Regions from separate parts of the Homo sapiens genome. Here region 2 is linked to region 1. A link is a loop called in an ENCODE intact Hi-C map of the cell type or tissue named here. Cell type or tissue: psoas muscle. All regions are shown on one strand. Each heading gives the region's core, and the rest is flanking DNA. Links, peaks and the distances in the headings are about the cores only.

The links. Peaks named below come from ENCODE experiments on the same cell type or tissue, not always from the same donor. Only the 100,000 strongest peaks of a DNase experiment are listed, where the experiment ranks them.
Region 2: a loop joins it to region 1, with 2.0 times the contacts of the local background. A loop is called at or near these places in 5 of 110 quality-filtered maps.

What each region holds. Positions count from the first base shown.
Region 1 is chr18:10,070,335-10,078,761 of GRCh38, forward strand. No RefSeq gene overlaps it. Among named protein-coding and RNA genes, the nearest start is that of VAPA, 160 kb to the left of the region's middle. In psoas muscle, for the core only: no CTCF peak of the experiment used is centred there; no DNase peak of the experiment used is centred there.
Region 2 is chr18:10,021,248-10,029,674 of GRCh38, forward strand. LOC105371983 (a long non-coding RNA gene) reads right to left here and starts at 7,698. Exons shown (of 3, transcript XR_935135.2): 1 at 7,467-7,698; 2 at 6,557-6,673; 3 at 5,993-6,105. In psoas muscle, for the core only: no CTCF peak of the experiment used is centred there; no DNase peak of the experiment used is centred there; H3K4me3 peaks cover 305 bases; H3K27ac peaks cover 407 bases.

The DNA.
Region 1 (8,427 bases), core at 349-8,348:
AAGGTCCACCACATTTGCCCCAAGAAGAACATCCTTGCTGGCCTTGCTGAGGGAGCCTGGCATGCATCATGCTTGGCAATTGTCTTCCTGAGACTCCCCTGCTGGGACAGCGACAGGGCATGGGGCCCTGAATGCATGACAACAACAACTGCAGGTCTCCTGACCCTTGTTTGTAGAGGTGGGTCATCTCTAGTACCGACCTCCATCCACCTGCGAAGCAGGGCTGGTCACTTTGTTACCAGCCACAGCCCTCCCCTGGAGGGATCTGCAGTGTAAACGGATCATGTGAGTGCTGACCTTTGCAAAGGTCCAAATGTGGTCAATTCAGTTATTCATACCAGGCAAGGAAGCTGCCTTATGAATAATTCAAAGTTGTTGCAAATCCACAAACCTTTTTCACATTGCCTGCTTGCAGTAGGCTCTCCATAAATGTTTACTGAATCACTGAATAAATTAACATATGAATGAATATTTTGCAATAAGCTTTTGGTATTTACATTTGCACATCCATCTGTTGATGCTCTGAGGATCAGCAGCAGTCCTCACAAAAGGGCTCAGGCATGCTCCCAAAACAGGCCAGAAAAGCCAAGTGGGCCATGGTTCTCTCTTGCTCTGCAAGGGTGGCGGGGAATAGAAAAAAATGTTCCCATGGCTGATACAGCCTCTAGCTAGAAGCTGTGAGATTCCTGACACACGCCATGCCAGATTTGTGTGGCTTAACACTTTTATTCTGCTTTTATAACCCTCTCCTCTAGCTTTGGTTAAAACTACTATGTGGTCAGCAGAATGGCCCCCCAAAGATGTTTGGGCCCTCACCCCTGGAAACTGTGACTATGTTACATCATGTGGGAAGAGGACTTTGCAGATATGATTAAAGTTATGGACCTTACAATAGAGAATTATCTTGAATTATCTGGGCAGGCCCAACCAAATCACATGTGTCCTCAAAAGCGAAGAACTCTCTTCACGGGAGTCCGAGAGATGGGGCTGAAGGAGAAGTGGGAGGGATGGAAAGGTGAGAATGCTCCATGGGCTGTTAGGGGCTTGCAGAGGGTGGGGCAGTGAGTCCAGGAATGCAGGTGGCCCCAAGGAGCTGAAAGGGCCCTGGAACCAGTGGAGAAATGGGGACTTCCATCCTGTAACTATAAGGATGTAAATTCTCCCAACAATATAAGTAAGCTTGGAAATAGAATCCTCCCTGGAGCCTCCAGAAAGGGACACAGCCCTGCCAGCACCTTGATTTTGGCCTGGTGGGACCCTAAGCAAAGAACCTACTGAGCCACCCCGTGGCTGGACTTCTGACCCACAGAAACTGTGACGAATATATGGGTGATGTTTTAATTTACCAACTTTTATAGCAGCATGCTAAGACAGCAAACAAATATCACTGTGGCTTTGGACACGTGGCTTCAGCTCTTGGGACCCTGTTTCTTCCCCCTGAGTTTGAAGGGTTGGGCCACACGATCTCTGACACCTCTCCCAGCTCTCAGGTTCTAGGATTTGCTATCAATGAATACCAACAGTTTTTGGAATCAGGCTTTGGAGTCAACCAGGCTGGGTTCAGATTGCCACTTTACAACTTGAAGCTGTGCTGCCTTTCTGTGTTTTTCTTCCTAATCTGTACACAGGGATAATAACACTGCCTTACAAGGTCTTAACGATTAAATGGGATCATGTATGAAAAGAAACCTGGCTCATAGTGTGTACTTGATAAATATCACTTCCTTTCTCTATCTCATTTTTATAGTCCTGCCATTGCAAGCTGGGTTGCCCCCCACAAAACGCAAGGAGGCATCTCAGCAAGTTTCAAGATTTCCATCCTCCTATAGCTGGGACTTTTGGCTAAAGCTCTAGGAACAAGGACATGACTCGGGACTGGCTAGAGTTACAAAGAAGCTGAGAAGTGCACAGAACTGTAAGAAGCAGGCACTTTTGGGATTTGCTGTCAATCTCAAACCCCAGCAGCCCAGCCTGGGGTCCCTGTCAGGTTGCTCACTAGTGGGGAAGACCTCAGGTCCAGGCGACTGTCATCCAGGAGCAGGAGCTGGTTCTTTTTTTTTGGACTCCTAGGTGTTAGGCTGGCTCAGTTCTGCAGCTTCTGGGCATCAAGTAGGAGGTTGGTGTCACTTATTGTGACATGTGATGTAGTTCTAGACTTTTCCAGGCTTTCCAGTGTGTCTGTTTCATGGGATTTGCCATCTACAGTTCAGAAAGCTGACTGATCCAAAGAGAAGGATTTTGCAGTGGGCTCTTCAGTTTTCCGAAGCTCAGGTTTAGCTTCTTTCATCATTCTTTGCGACGGACCCTGCTGTGGTGAAAATGAGATGTTAGGTCACTTATTTCTTCAAGGACGACAGGTGCCTGACCACAGGTGTGGATAACACCTGATGTCCCCGCGGGCCCATTGCCACTGCTCTCAGCCTTCTGCTGGACTCACAGAGTTTATGATGTTGCCAACAGGCACGTCTTCCCCTGGCTCCTCTTGGAAACAACTAGGACCTTCAACAGGAACCTGGCTAATAAAGAAACCACATTATTTCTTCATGCCCTGGGACAGCTCTGACTCATGATCAATAAACCACACTGTCCTGTGTTTGGAAATGGTAGCAGAAAAAACTTCATTTAAATGTAAGTTAGGGAAATATCCAGTCCTATTTTAGTAAAGTCCTGACCCCTAAAATGGCAGCTATATATACATTAGGATAATCTGGGTGAAATTTTAGCCTGGAAAATCTGAGCAACTTTCCCTTAATTGCGTCAGTTCCCTTTTCACTGGGCCCACAGGGATTTAAACACAAGAACAATCTCAGAGGACAGCTGAATTGAGATAAAACACAGGGTTAGCAGGTACTTTGGCCGACTCAGAGCCTAGGTTCAAATTCTGGCTCTGCACCTTACTAGCTATGTGACATTTGGCAAGTTACTTCACCTTTTTGGGACTCAGTTTCCTTGTCTGCAGGGGTTGCTATGAAGATTAAGGGAATTTAAGTGGGAAATATATAAAGCATTCAGAACTTTGCTTGGCACCAGGCAAGTGCATGGTATTAGGTTGGTGCAAAACTAATAGCTGTTTTTGCCATTACTTTCAATGGCAAAAAACCGTGATTACTTTCACATCAACCTAATATAAATATTAGCTATCATTGTGGAATCTTATTACTGTCTTCATATGACCAGACATCACTGATCCCCTGAGCCAATCCTCTCCATGAGAATGAACCAGTCTGAGGCTAGGCGTGGTGGCTCACACCTGTAATCCCAGCACTTTGGGAGGCCGAGGTGGGCAGATCACTTGAGGTCAGGAGTCTGAGACCAGCCTGCTCAACGTGGTGAAACCCCGTCTCTACTAAAAAAAAAAATACAAAAATTAGCCAGATATGGTGGTGGGCACCTATGATCTCAGCTACTTGGGAGGCTGAGGCAGGAGAATCACTTGAACCCGGGAGGCAGAGGTTGCAGTGAGCTGAGATCGCACCACTGCACTCCAGCCTGGGCAACACAGTGAGACCCTGTCTCAAAAAAAAAAAAAAAAAAAGAAAAAAAAGAGAACGAACCAATCTGATCCTATGAAGCAGTGAGCCTTGGATCAACCTTTTCACCTGGGGTCCTCCTTGGGTACCTGGCACTATGGCCCAGCCCCTCTTCTCTTGCAGAATCTTTGGGAACTGGCTGGCAGTGGAATTCTCCAAGTCAGGTGAAATCATTGTCTCTCATGTATCAAAATTGCTATTTCGGATGGACAAACTGTTTTTTCTAACACATCTCTAGGACTCAGCTTAAAAAAAATTATGTCAATAGCTTTATTGGCTCCAGATCAGCAAAAGAAAAAAGGGGGCAGAAAGCTCTGCCTTTCAACAGAGCAATCAAAAATGCTGAACCTGTCTTCCCCTGAAGACTTATTTATGGCTTTCTTTTCAGAATTCTTTCCTTTGGTGGTTAGACATGCACAGAGTCTTTGAAGTGGGCGAGACATGTTTTCTGCATGTGTGAGCAGCTGTTTCCCTGCAGGGCTGGTTTGGAAGCAGGTTTTTCTTATGACTTCTAGTCATCCACTGAAAGGTCTGTCATGGGATTTTGCACGGGACTTGGTCATGGTGGACAAATAAGAGGATTGTAGAGGTGACTCTTCATCCCCACTGTGAAGTGATGGTCTTCAAATGCTCCTCTCAGGCGACACCTTTTGAGGCTCTGGAATGCCCCCCAGAGGGTATGATTCCACCATTCCTCCTGTGTGCTCCCACCTTGCTCCTGTATCAGAAGCTGCATCAATATCAGCTATGCACATGATAAATCGAAAGCAAAGCTGCAGTGCAAACATCACTGGGGTGGCTTTCCTGTCACGCCCAGGATCCCAGCGCCAGCATCCAAGCCTGACTGGGTGATGTGTCCATCCCATCGTAACTGCACAATGATCGTTCCAGTCTCTGCTTTTCTTCTAAAAGCAAAACCTACCCTTCCACGGTTACGTGTTCATTAAATGAGACAACACAGAAAGTAAGGATAGGCAATGCACAGAAAGCACTCAGTAAACTCTCTTGTTATCACTGTCATGATCGCATGTTGGTCTAAGCAGGGCTTTCAGACAAATAAAGGCCCGAAAGACTGCGTCAGTCATTCACCCATATTTCAATCTCTGTCTCACTCTCCTGTCTTAGAAAAGAATAAACCTCCTGTGGTTCTGGGTCCCCTGTGGCTACCTTACTATCTCTTTCCTTACAAAGTCAGTATCCAGGAGATTTACGTCGTTGACATTTCCTCTACTTCCCCTCAACCTGTAACCCCCCCACTGTCAGGCTGTGCCCCCATCAGCGCTCTAGACCCTGGCTTCCTGCCATGGTCAAGCCCAGAGGCCTCGTTTGAGGCTTTGGATCTGCCGGGTTCAGTAGGGTGTCCAGCTGTGCAGAAGGCTACAGAACATTCCAAATGTGGCCGCTGGGCACCAAGGAACGGAATTTTTAATTATTTTACATTTAAAAGCAGATACTTTATTCAGTTATTGAAAAACCTTTAAGTACAATTGGAACCACTTGCATCTGTGAATGTAGTTTTTCAACTGTAAATTGTATAAACTGTAAATACAGATCAAGCATTTCTGATGAAAATCTGGTGTCTGAATTGAGATGTGCTATAAGTGTCAAATGTGATACCAGGTTTCCAAGATTTGGTTCCAAAAAAAGAATGTAAAATATCTCGATTTTTTATATCTTCATTACATTTTGAAATCACAGCATTTTGGCCGTATTGGGTTGAACAAAATATATTATTAAAATGGATTTCATGTTTTGGTTTTCTTTTTAGGGTTGCTGCTTTCAAGCAACGTTGGTGGCTTGCATTTTATTTCTATCGTTCTGTGCTGCAGTGGGCATTTGCTCCTGGAAATTCTTTGGCTTCTGAGCTCCAGGCTCTCCTGCCGCCTCTCCCACCCCAGGCCTTTCTGCTTTCCCTCTGTATACTGGTGGCCTCACAGCCGCTCCTCAGGGCTGTGCTTCCAAGAGTCCTGTCCTTGCACTTTTTCTCTGTCATATGGTACATCTTGCTGTGAGACTCCCCTGTTGCTTTTTGCTTGTGCACCAACTTCTAACGTCTGCCTGAACCTTTCTGCAGACAGTTGCAGCACAATCCTCTCTGACACCAAACTCAACACGCTCCAGGTCATTCCATCCCCTTCCTGCAGAATCCTCATCCTCTTTCTGATTGCTGTCCCTCTGAACTGTGTCCAAATCATTCCTGCTAGAAACTGGGGGCAGCCTAGAGTCCTCCCTTACTCTCATGTCCAGCATCTCAACAGATACGGATCCCACAGCTTCTCTCCAGTAAATACAATTCAATCAGCACCCCTCTGGTCTGCACCAGGCATGAGCCACGTCCCCATGACCCCCTGTCCTCATGGCCTCCTGTCCCCATGACCTCCTTTCCTCATGACCTCCTGTCCCCATGGCCTCCTTTCCCCATGACTTCCTGTCCCCATGGCCCCTGGTCACTATGGCCTCCTGTCCCCATGGCCGCTGGTCACCATGGCGTCCTGTCCCCATGGCTGCCCTGTCCCCAAGGCCCCCCTGTTCCCATGGCCTTTTGTTTCTATGGCCTCCCTGTCCCCTAATCCCCTGTCCCCACCCTCTCTCCTTGTCAGCCAGTCTCTAGGTCTAGGCAGAGGAAGGTTTGCAACCTGACAGGCTCACCTGCTTAATTTTCTTCAGTGGTGTGCATTTATTAGGAAGATTGCTAAATGCTTCTTGATATGTTAGGCATCCTGCTTGAAACCTGAAGAGGGAGACACTAGGGCACAGAAGCATAAGGTACAGTCCTCATTTTCTTCCTGTTCCTCAGGACAGTACAAAGGCCCTTTGTCCACTTCTCCATCTCACATTCCCTTTCAGTCCACTCCAAGCTCCCTCTGTGCCAACAGGTGTCCCTGGCAGTGAGCTGCTCCATGCTGTGACCCAGCCTCCCATCCTGCCCACCGGTCACCTCCACCTCACTCCTCCCTGGCATCTATACAGATCCTCCACCCATGTAGGGCGGCACCCTCTCTCTTCTGTGCCCCTCTGAACCACGTGGCGCCTCTGTCACATTACCTGGTAACTGACTGTCCCTGGGTCTTACCAGCCTGGCCTCAAACCACATTGTATTAAGATTAATGTTCAAATCATGGCCAGACTGCATGGTCTCAACTGGGGACTCAGCTGCCCCGGCATCCCTGTTGGCTTTCTGAGAGGTTGGCTCTCTGAGAGGCTGGCTCCAGAGCTGGGGCTCAGGTCCATGTTCCTCTCCCCGGACCCCTGAGATGCCTCACCCTGGCCTCTGCCAGGAGGAGTGTGGCCTAGGAGTGTTGGGGGCATTAAGGGGTTCATTGTTTGCAAAGAATTAAAAACACAATGATAAAAACTAAAACCAACTCGAGGTTCGTCTGCTTTCTAGTATCACCCTCCTCTGGCAACTCTAAACAATGGCAGAGAGAGAGAGCACTGCTCCCCACCCCCAGGGTGGCCTCTCCCACTGCAGCCCCTGCCCCCTCAAAGCATTTGTCCTAGCCACTTATCCCACCATCTTATCATAATTGCTGGTCTACTTCTCTACCTCACCTACTAAACCATATTATTTTAAGGGTAGAGGCTAGATTTTTATATTTATTTTCTCAGGGCTTAGCATAATCTACAATAAAGAACGTATTAAAAAACTTATTGAATTAATATATTAATAGATTTTCTCATTTATCAGAATATCATAAGCAGGAAATTCTTTGTCAACTAATCGAGTGGTAAGAAGACAGTAGGAATTTATTTAAAATAATCTTGCATTATTCTAAGGTTACTAGAGTGCCAGCCAATGTTTTACACTTTTGTTTTACGGTATAGGAAAGGGATTATTGCAAGCAGAATGTGAATTTGAAGTCCTTCAGGATTCTGATCAACAGCAAGAGCTTTAATGAATGCATTCATTAATATTTCTTACTTAGCATGTGCTAGGGCTTGGGCTATAGAGTAAAGTGGGAAAATGGACCTATGTATTTTATTGAGATTTCAGCATTGACAGTAGAATTATTCTGGTGAATACTGAACTTATAAGAAAGTCCAACTAAGCAGATGTGGAATTTTGCAGGCATTTCCCAGGATAAAGTGACATATTCCCCTCCCTCCTGGTGAAGCTTCAGCTCCATTAATCATGACCACTTGGACACTTCAATGAACTCATGGAAACAGTCACTGCCATACTCTGAGGAGGTCTATTGATTTCTAGGTGCCTTTGCAATTTGTGACAGAGATCAGACAGTTTTCAGCCATCTGCACAGATTCTATTCATCCCTCTGTGTGTGTGTGTCACATGCGTGCACAGAAGAAAGGCTTGCCAAGTTTATCAACCAGAGTCTTTAAAGATCACGTGAAAGTCTTGTTTTCTTTTCAAGGAGAAGCCTCTGGTGTCTGGTGCCTTTGATCTGGGCATGAGACGGCCTTGCCTTTGTGTACAGTGGAGGTGAGTGACCATCCAAATTACGCAGATGAACTTACTGAAATTGTGGAAGGTGTAGTAGTTAATTTGGTTTAATGATTTACAGCCATGCTTTTGAATATTAAAAGGTCGTTTGCTTTGAAAGTCTGCCTACAGTTTCCTAGATCAGTGGAAGAGCATGAATCTCAGTTTGTCAATATTGCAAGTGTGTTTTGGGGCAAGATTTGTTCACTGGGCAAGAAATAAGGATTATTTTAGTCATGTACACATATCTCTACGAACATTCATAAAAGTTGGTGTGAAATAGGATGCATAGAACATGTTAAAGAAGTCCTATTTGGCTTTAATGTGCAGACTTGGACCTTAACTCAACCCTGGTGTCCATCTTTCTTCCGTGGAGTTTTTCCTTCCAGGCTGAAGCTGTGATGTGAGCTTCAGGGGGCCTGAGCAAGGGCCCACAGTCAGAGTGCTGGCCCTCAC
Region 2 (8,427 bases), core at 233-8,232, 49 kb before region 1:
TCATATTACTCGAAGTCCTTTTCACAATAACCTGCAGGACAGAAAAAAATGTTTGTTTCTCCAAATTAACCTTCAATTGGCCTATCGATGTCAAGCATATCCCACCCCTACTGTCACCAGGGACTTAGGACTGGGTTTTGCCCCAGTGGTGGCATTTATCCGATCCTGGTGCTTGGTGGCATCCATTTATTTGCTCCTTTCAACTGATTTTGATTCTGTTTTTATTATTTAATTTTCTGTTTTATATTGTGGTTAATTTTCTGAGTTGCCTCAAATGTTTATGTTTGAGTGTATTTTTTTTCTTACTTACCTATACCCATCTACCTCCCACCTACCCACCCACTTACCTACCTATGTTCCTGGCTATTTATATGGTGCATAATCTCTATCAGCCCAGGCTTCTTTAAAGTACCTGCATGTTCTTTTCCTTTTTCTTCTTTGACCAGATCATACCTACAAATAATACAGAGGATTCAGAGATGGGAGTTCCAGAGACGTGGGTCTGATTCCAGCTTTGCCTCCTGCTAAATATCTAATCCTGGGCAAGTCATGTAGTCTCTAGGTGTTCCAGTTTGGCCAACTTTAAAATGGGAATAATTCTGTCTACTTCACTTATCTCATACAGCCAGAGTGAGGACATTCATATTTTGGCATATAATATAATAAGGTTGTAGATAAAGCGTTTATTAGGATAAAGTCTTTGGCTAATAGGTTGGACAGACCAGTTGACCTCCTAAGGGTATCATCATAAGAACTCGAAGGTCTTATTCAAGTGTTTCCCTCCAATAATTCTCACATTTCCACCTTTAGATCTTTTATTAAGGATCCTGTGGGAAATGTGTATTTCATAGGTTATTAACCCAACGAAGTCAGATTTCTATTTCAATCTACTTATTTCACATTTTTGTTAAAACTTTTGAAGAAAATGAATTTCTTATTGAATTCATTTTAGACTGCTGTTAGCTCAGATTCACTTTGTGAGTTAGAATGCCTCTTAGAAATATATAACACACAGGGAAAAACTTTTGGGTGAGTCTTTCTTTTTTGATAGTACCACATGAGTCCGCAGTTTGCTGATCCCCATGAACATGGACTTAATCTTCTTTAGATGCTTTAGGACATGTGGTTATGCAGTCAGGGAGCTGAGATCTGGGGCAGGAGGGTGTAGGAAAAATAAGTGATCGTGGGGAGTGGAATCAGAAGACAGAGTGGGGGAAGGATGTTTCTGGAGCACTTTGTGTTCAGTCGCAGACCGGTGAGGCCCAGGAGAACTTTCTCCAGCTGAGGAGGCCCAGGTGAACTTTCTCCATGTGGGGAGCTGTTGAGAACTTGAGCTTCCAGCATAAACACAGGCTGAACCTGGCTTTGGCGAATGTGGGCCTCCAGCCCATTTACAAAATGTCACACTTTTTGTATGGCTTGGAGGAGACTCAGAAGTGACTTAGGAATTCCATGGAGCCCTGATGTAGCCATTGGCAGTTCCCAAGCAGGAAGCCAGTCCCTCCATTTCTTCCCAAAATTCTCCCAACCACACCCTGCCTCACCTCCTGGCTGGGACATCTATTACTATGATCATTTTACTGGTGAGAAAAATGGGGTGCTAGAAAGGTTACCTGACTTGCTGAAATTCACACACGAGTTAATGGTGGGGCTGGTGCTGGAGCCAATGTTGGGCCTCATAAACTCCTACAAAGTGTGCTAAGACTGGCCACTCTTTCCTGCAGGCCGTCCTCAGGGTAGTTCATGTAGCTGATGACCTTGAGAAATGAGGTAATGTCTTCCTTCATCCCCAAAGAGCAGACTTTCTTACTGTTTGCTATAAAAGCAGTGGATTCCCCAAACTCAGTGTTCCTCGGCTGTGACACAAACCGCCTTCATGTGTGTATTAGTTAATCTGAGCCTGTTGGGTCACTTCTGTGGAACTCAAGGGCAAGGGTAACTGATGAAATATGCTTGTGTTCATCTTGCTTGCTACGTTACCAGTCCTGTATTTCAGATCCAGAAGTCTCATGTCTTCTGCCAGCATCTGTGAAACAGGCTAATACTGTCTTATAAGTTGGATAAAATAAAATTTAAGACCTGACCCCCAGCTTCCTGAGTCCTGGCTGGAGCTTTCCCACCATAGCACTCAGCTTACGTAACCCAATCCAAGAGGAAGAAATGATGGTGGCATTGCTAGCTTTGATCCAAGTTTTTCTTTCTTTCTTTCTTTCTTTTTTTTTTAACACTTCTCTGGGCCCGGGCTGCTGTTACCAGGCCTTCAGTAGATGTGGATAACAGGTAGGTGACTGGCTTGCTGGTAAGCAGAGATCCCTGGAAACCAACCCAGGCCAGGCCAGGGCAGGAGCAAAAAGGAAGAGCAAGAGTGGAGAGGAGTGAAGAGTCTTTGCACTTTGCAAAGACATTTTGATGCCTCATCACCATCTTATGTAGCTGTCACATCACAAAAAAAGGAATAAGGGTGGAGAAAGTGTTCTGCTAAATGCATCTGTGTCCTAGGGACACAGATCTATGAAATGGGGTAGGATGATGAAGCAGGAGGGAAGGCTGGGCAAGTGGGGAGCAGGGCGGCACCCTGTGAGAGGGGAGGGCCACTGGGAGGGCAGAAATGGGAAAGATGGTGCCATGTCAGGATGTCGTTGCGATCTTGCCCTCATGATATTCAAGTTGCTTTTAACCTGCTGACCAATTTCTGGCAAGAATCCTAAAGAAATCTTAGACAGTGAAGTGAGATCTAACCATGAGTGAGTGTCACAGCCTCTTCACACTGGACAATCTCCTCCCACATTCGGCCCATAGAGGGGGAGGCCCACTCCAGCCAAGACTTGTCAACCAGAAACCTGAAACGATAGCAGGTGCTTCTAAAATAACCTTCCCTTCAGCAGATAGGCCTCTGTCATACGACTTTTAATTGCTTGTCAAATATTTGACTAAAATTGAGTAGTTTTCCTTCAGGGAAAGTTGGTACTCTTAAGTCACTAGCAAATGAGAAGTTGGTAAAAAAAATTGGCCAGAGCACTCTGTGTGTGTACACAGCGGCGAACGGTCAATACATAACAATTTTCTGCACTGCTAGAGATTCTGTTTAATGTTTAATTTAAAAAATGACCACTTATATGAGGTATCTAAAGTAGTCAAATTCATAGAGACAGAAAATAGAATATGGTTGCCGGGGCAGCGGGGACAGGGAAGGGGTGAGCTGCTGTTTGATGGGTGTAGAGTTTCAGTTCTGTGAGATGAAAAGGTTCCAGAGATCTGTTGCATAACAACATGAATATACTTAACACTACTGAACTGTACACTTAAAAATGGTTACAATAGTAAATTTTATGTTATGTGTATTTTAGTCACAAGTAAAAAAAATTGTAGAGGAATCCATGTGGAAAGTGAACACAGTATTGATTTTTATAGTTTTAACTTCCCTGACTGATCTAAATTAAAATGTCCCTGCTATGGGAAAGGGTAAAAGTCAGAAAGGAAATAACTTCCCTTTTACTGAATTTTAGTCAACTCCTTAGACAAAGAATTGGAGAGAGATATATATATGTATATATATATATTTGCTCACACATGTAAATAATTTGTTTTTGTTTTTGTTTTTTTGAGACAGAGTCTCGCTCTGTTGCCCAGGCTGGAGTGCAGTGGTGCGATCTCAGCTCACTGCAATCTCTGCCTCCAGGGTTCAATTGATTCTCCTGCCTCAGCCTCCTGAGTGGCTGAGATTACAGATACCTGCCACCACATCTGGCTAATTTTTGTATTTTTAGTAGAGATGGGATTTCGCTATGTTGGCCAGACTGGTCTCGAACTCCTGACCTCAGGTGATCTGCCCACCTTGGCCTCCCCAAAGTGCTGAGATTATAGTCATAAGCCACCACACTGGGCCATGTAAAGAATTTGAATACACTTCTTCACATTTCAGTAAAGCTCTTTGCATGTTTTTTTGTACAAAAGAAAATCATTTCAATACTTGTTAACTTCGCAGCCATTGTAAAAGATCACTAGTGAAAGATGCTTCTGGGTATACATCCAAAAGATTTGAAATCAGTGTCCTAAAGAGATAGTTGAACACCTGTTTGCATAGCAGAATTATTTACAATAGCCAAAAGGTAGAAGCGATCCAAGTGTCCACTGACAGATGACTGGATCTACTACTCACACAACGGTGAATTACATATTCACACAATGGAATATTATTCAGCCTTAAAAGAGGGGAAATTTTGACCCATGCTACAACATGAATGGACCTTGATGACATTATGCTAAGTGAAAGAAGCTGGCTGCAAAGCAAAAGACAAATGCTGTATGATTCCACCCATATGAGGTACCTAGAGCAATCAAATTCATAGAACAGAAAGTTGAAGGGTGGTTGCTGGGGCTTCCAGGGGGCGTGGTGGGGGTGAGATTTCGTGTTTAATGGATACTGAAGTTTTGTTTTGCAAGATGAAAAGAGTTCTGGGGGTGGATGGTGGCAGTGGTTGTACAGCAATGCTAATGTACTTGATGTCACTGCACTGCCCACTTAAAAATGGTTACATTTTTTGTCATGTGTATGTAACCACGATTAATACAGGCTATAAAAATACTGTTAAAGAAAAGAGCGCTAGTTAAGGAAGCAACTCATCATTTCGCCATCTGGGTCATTCATTTTAGGAGCCGCTGGCCAAGCCATGAGCTGGGCTCACAAGACTGATAAGAGCAGTCTGCATAACTCACTCTGGTGCTCCGCATCCAAAACCAACAGGGCCTAAATCTGGTTGAAACCCATAAGTCCTGCCTCACTCTCACTCTCTTCTTTCTGACACAGAGGTCCTCTTGTCTGGATCTGGAAAGCAGTTGAAATACATAGGACCTGCCCCTGCCCGTTTGGTGTTCTTCCCACATTCTGCAGCATTTGCAGTCCCCTTCATGCATTTCCATGTGTATGAGGAAGATTTTCCAACATCAAAGTAATTTTTGCCTTTCATCATTAAAGAAAGCCTTTGATTCAACCACAATCATCTCTGAATGAGGTAATTCCTCTGAATGTTTCACTTGTAAGAATTGGCAATTCCTAAGCAAGACCACCGCCATATTGATTAAAGACGTCCACTTGGTTGGCCCTTCCAGCCTCGCCAGGTCAAACGTAACTGGAGGCCGGCCTTCTCCCACCCCAGCAAGCTGCGTGGACAGGCGACTGTGTAATGGGAAAGCTGTGCCATGAGAACGTGTACTTCCTCCACAACCACACGCTCATGTGTTGTTTTGTAAGCAACATTTCTGCTGAGGAAAGAGCAGCTGGGCACTTAAGACTCCTGGCAAAACCATAATGGTGGAAAACAAAACTTAACCTATATTTCAAGAAAAGCTGTGTTCTGTTCCCCTGATCAGCATTAGCCTGTAGGTATTTAGTTGAATTAAATGAAGGGAATGATGAAATTAATCCACATTAAAAAGCAATGAATAGTGGATTCATTAACCCAGAGAAGAGGTGGAGGGCTGCATCGTAAAAACAAAGCTCAAAGCCAAGGCTCTCGCAGCCACACCCCTGGGGTGGCTAAAACTGCAGCCGCTTTGTTAATTCTCAATGAATAATTAACCGGAGGTAGAAATATTTTTGAGTTTTAGGAGCTCTGTGTCTGTCGGTGCATCGACTGTTTAATCGGAGGCCTCTACAGTCGGTAGTTTTGGTTCACCCTGATTTTAGACCTCTCTTCTGTTCTTCCTGTTTCAAGCTCCAAGGTGGCTCAGTCCTTTTCTTCCTCCTGCTGAATCTTAGGGGGAAATTCTAGAATTATCATCATCATCCCCTTTTACAGATAAGAAAGTAGAAAGTTAAACAAGTAATTTTCTCAAAGTCACATACTGAGAAAGAGGTTGGATCCGGGAAGGTGAAAGAGGTTGGATCTGGGAAGGTGGATTCAGTGGATTAAGTGAATTAAGTGGATTAACAGCCTGGCCCTTACCCCACCTGCTGGATTGCCTTATGTTACTGGGGTATTTGCTCCCCGTTTCTTCCGGCTTCAGTCAACAGGGGCCCTGCCACTGTCAGCTCCCACCATAGGAGGCCTTCTGCTGCCGGTCCTGAACTCAGAGCCCTGTGGGCACAGTGAGACCTGCTGGGCCCTGAAAGGAGAGCAGAGAGCAGAGTGGCCACTGGCCTTGGAGGATCAGAGTGGTGATCTGGATGTGCTGGGATGATGTTCTGGTTGGGTTTTCTAGTCCATTCTGCCTGGGGTATGACAGAATTCCTGCTGGCAGAATCCCAATCCTCCCCTTATTGACATACATGGTTGCTCCCTAGGAGGCAAACTGGTTCTGGGATGGGGAGGCTGGATGGCCTCAGCTGTCTGCCTCCAGCAGGACCTGGAACCCTGACCACCCATCTCCCTGGCCTCCCCATCTGTCCTTGTGGGTTTGATATGAAGGGGCATGGGCACTATCTGCCCACCTTAAGAATGAGGGCAGTAGGGAAGTCCATGATTTTCTTCAGGGGGTCTGGAACCCTCCCTGAAGGGTAATATTCTAGCATTTCCCTTACTAAAGCAGAACATCCTCCACTGCATTCAACACTTACCATGCACACGACACAAGGCTGGACGAGAGCTATGTGGCTGGGTCCCGAGACTGGCAGGCAGCTTGCATGCTTGATGGAAGCAAATCCTTGCTAAGATGTTTCTGTTTCATTCGACACCTAGATTTCATATGTCCCAAAATTACTTACTTAAACTTTTCTTTTTTCATTTTATACTTTGAGGCCCAATAACCATGTAAACCTTGGCTTATAGTTTCCTGACTACTCTCAGAGGGCGTCATTTGCAGTGATGTTTCTTCTAGACCTTTTTTTTGGGTACATTCTCCGGGTTCTATTGTATACTTCACTCTTTTCTCTGAAATATGTGATTATTGTTTAAAAGCACTGAGTGACAATCTACATAAGGTGGTGTGTGAAGTACTACGGTATTCCTGTTATTGCTACTAGGTTTGAGTCCATGACATCTAGTATCTTCTTGCCTCTCTTCCTTTTGACCTGACAGTTACCAGCCATCCACTCCCCTCTGGAAACTGAAATCTGCACAGGCACATTTCCTTCACAAAGAGTTCACTTGACCCTGACCCAAACGTCCTCAACCTTGCATTTGACCCAGATCTGGCCCTCCTCACTAAAGCCTCCTGCACTGGCCTCCATCTGCCCTGGGGCCCTTTTCTTCTCCCAGGGCAGTTGTTTTGGAGTCTGTTTATGGCCTGTGCAGACACTTGGCTGAAATTTACCTCAGTCTCTTTCCTTTTTTCATTGAAGTTCTTATCCATTTTCTAATCGTGTCCTGCCTCCAAAAGAAATTTCTCTGTTATGGTCTTCTTCAAGCATAGTTCTCTAAATTTCAAATGGTTTAGACAGAATAAGCTGTGACTGTAGAATTCTTGCCAGAATAAGCTATGACTGTAGAATGTGACAGGATAGGATGCCACCTCCTCCCCGGACTCACATTTGACTTGGACTTTGCCTCCCAAATCCTCCTGGACATCCATGTGGGACAATGACTGCAGACCTCATTGCTTCTCTGCCCACTCCTTCCCCTCATTTGATGTGCTTGTCACGTTACTGGGGTATCTGCTCCCTGTTTCTTCTGGCTTCAGTCAACAGGGGCCCGGTCACTGTCAGTTCCCACGATAGGAGGCCTTCTGCTGTCCGTGCTGAACTCAGAGCCCTGTGGGCACAGTGAGACCTGCTGGGCCATGAAAGGAGAGCAGAGGCCTAATGAAGGCTTGTGGCTAAGCGCCAGCATCTTTCACAAGAGGGATGACAGGTGAACCAAGTGAGGAAGAGGAGGAGAGTGAAGAAGGAAGGTGAGCTGGTTTATGCCCACAGAATTCCTGCAGAGTTAGGGCTGAACCTCACTCACACACGGCTGGTGGTACCTGGGCAGGACATTCTGCCATTCCCATGTACAGCACGGTGGGTTCCTGACACATATCTGAGGTGTTTTAGTGGGGATAAAGCTTTTCATTCCACTGGTTGAAAATGCTCAGGAGAAGTATGTCCACCTTGATGCTAGCCACGCTAAGGTGTGACCGCACCTGTGTAAATCCTTCAGAGAATGAGAGATCGGCTCAGAAGGGAAGAAGAGAAAACCTTGGGTTTGGGTCACAGAGGGAAAAAGAAGACACTGGGGAGGGGCCAGGGTGTTACCCTGTGTCTGTCTCTCAGTTCTGGACAATCTGGGCTCAAGTGCACACAGGTACAGGGACATCAGCTGGGCCATGGGGTCTGGGAGGAGATTGCCTGCTTCAGGAAAGAGGTGAGACCCTGGCGATGCCTACCATAGGTGTTATTATTTATTATGAGTCCCAGGGTTGGGGGATGTTCTAAGTGGTTTTCCCTCAGTTGAAGTGGGAAGAGAAAAATGACTGGGTGTGATTTTATGCCGCTAATACACAGAGATGATC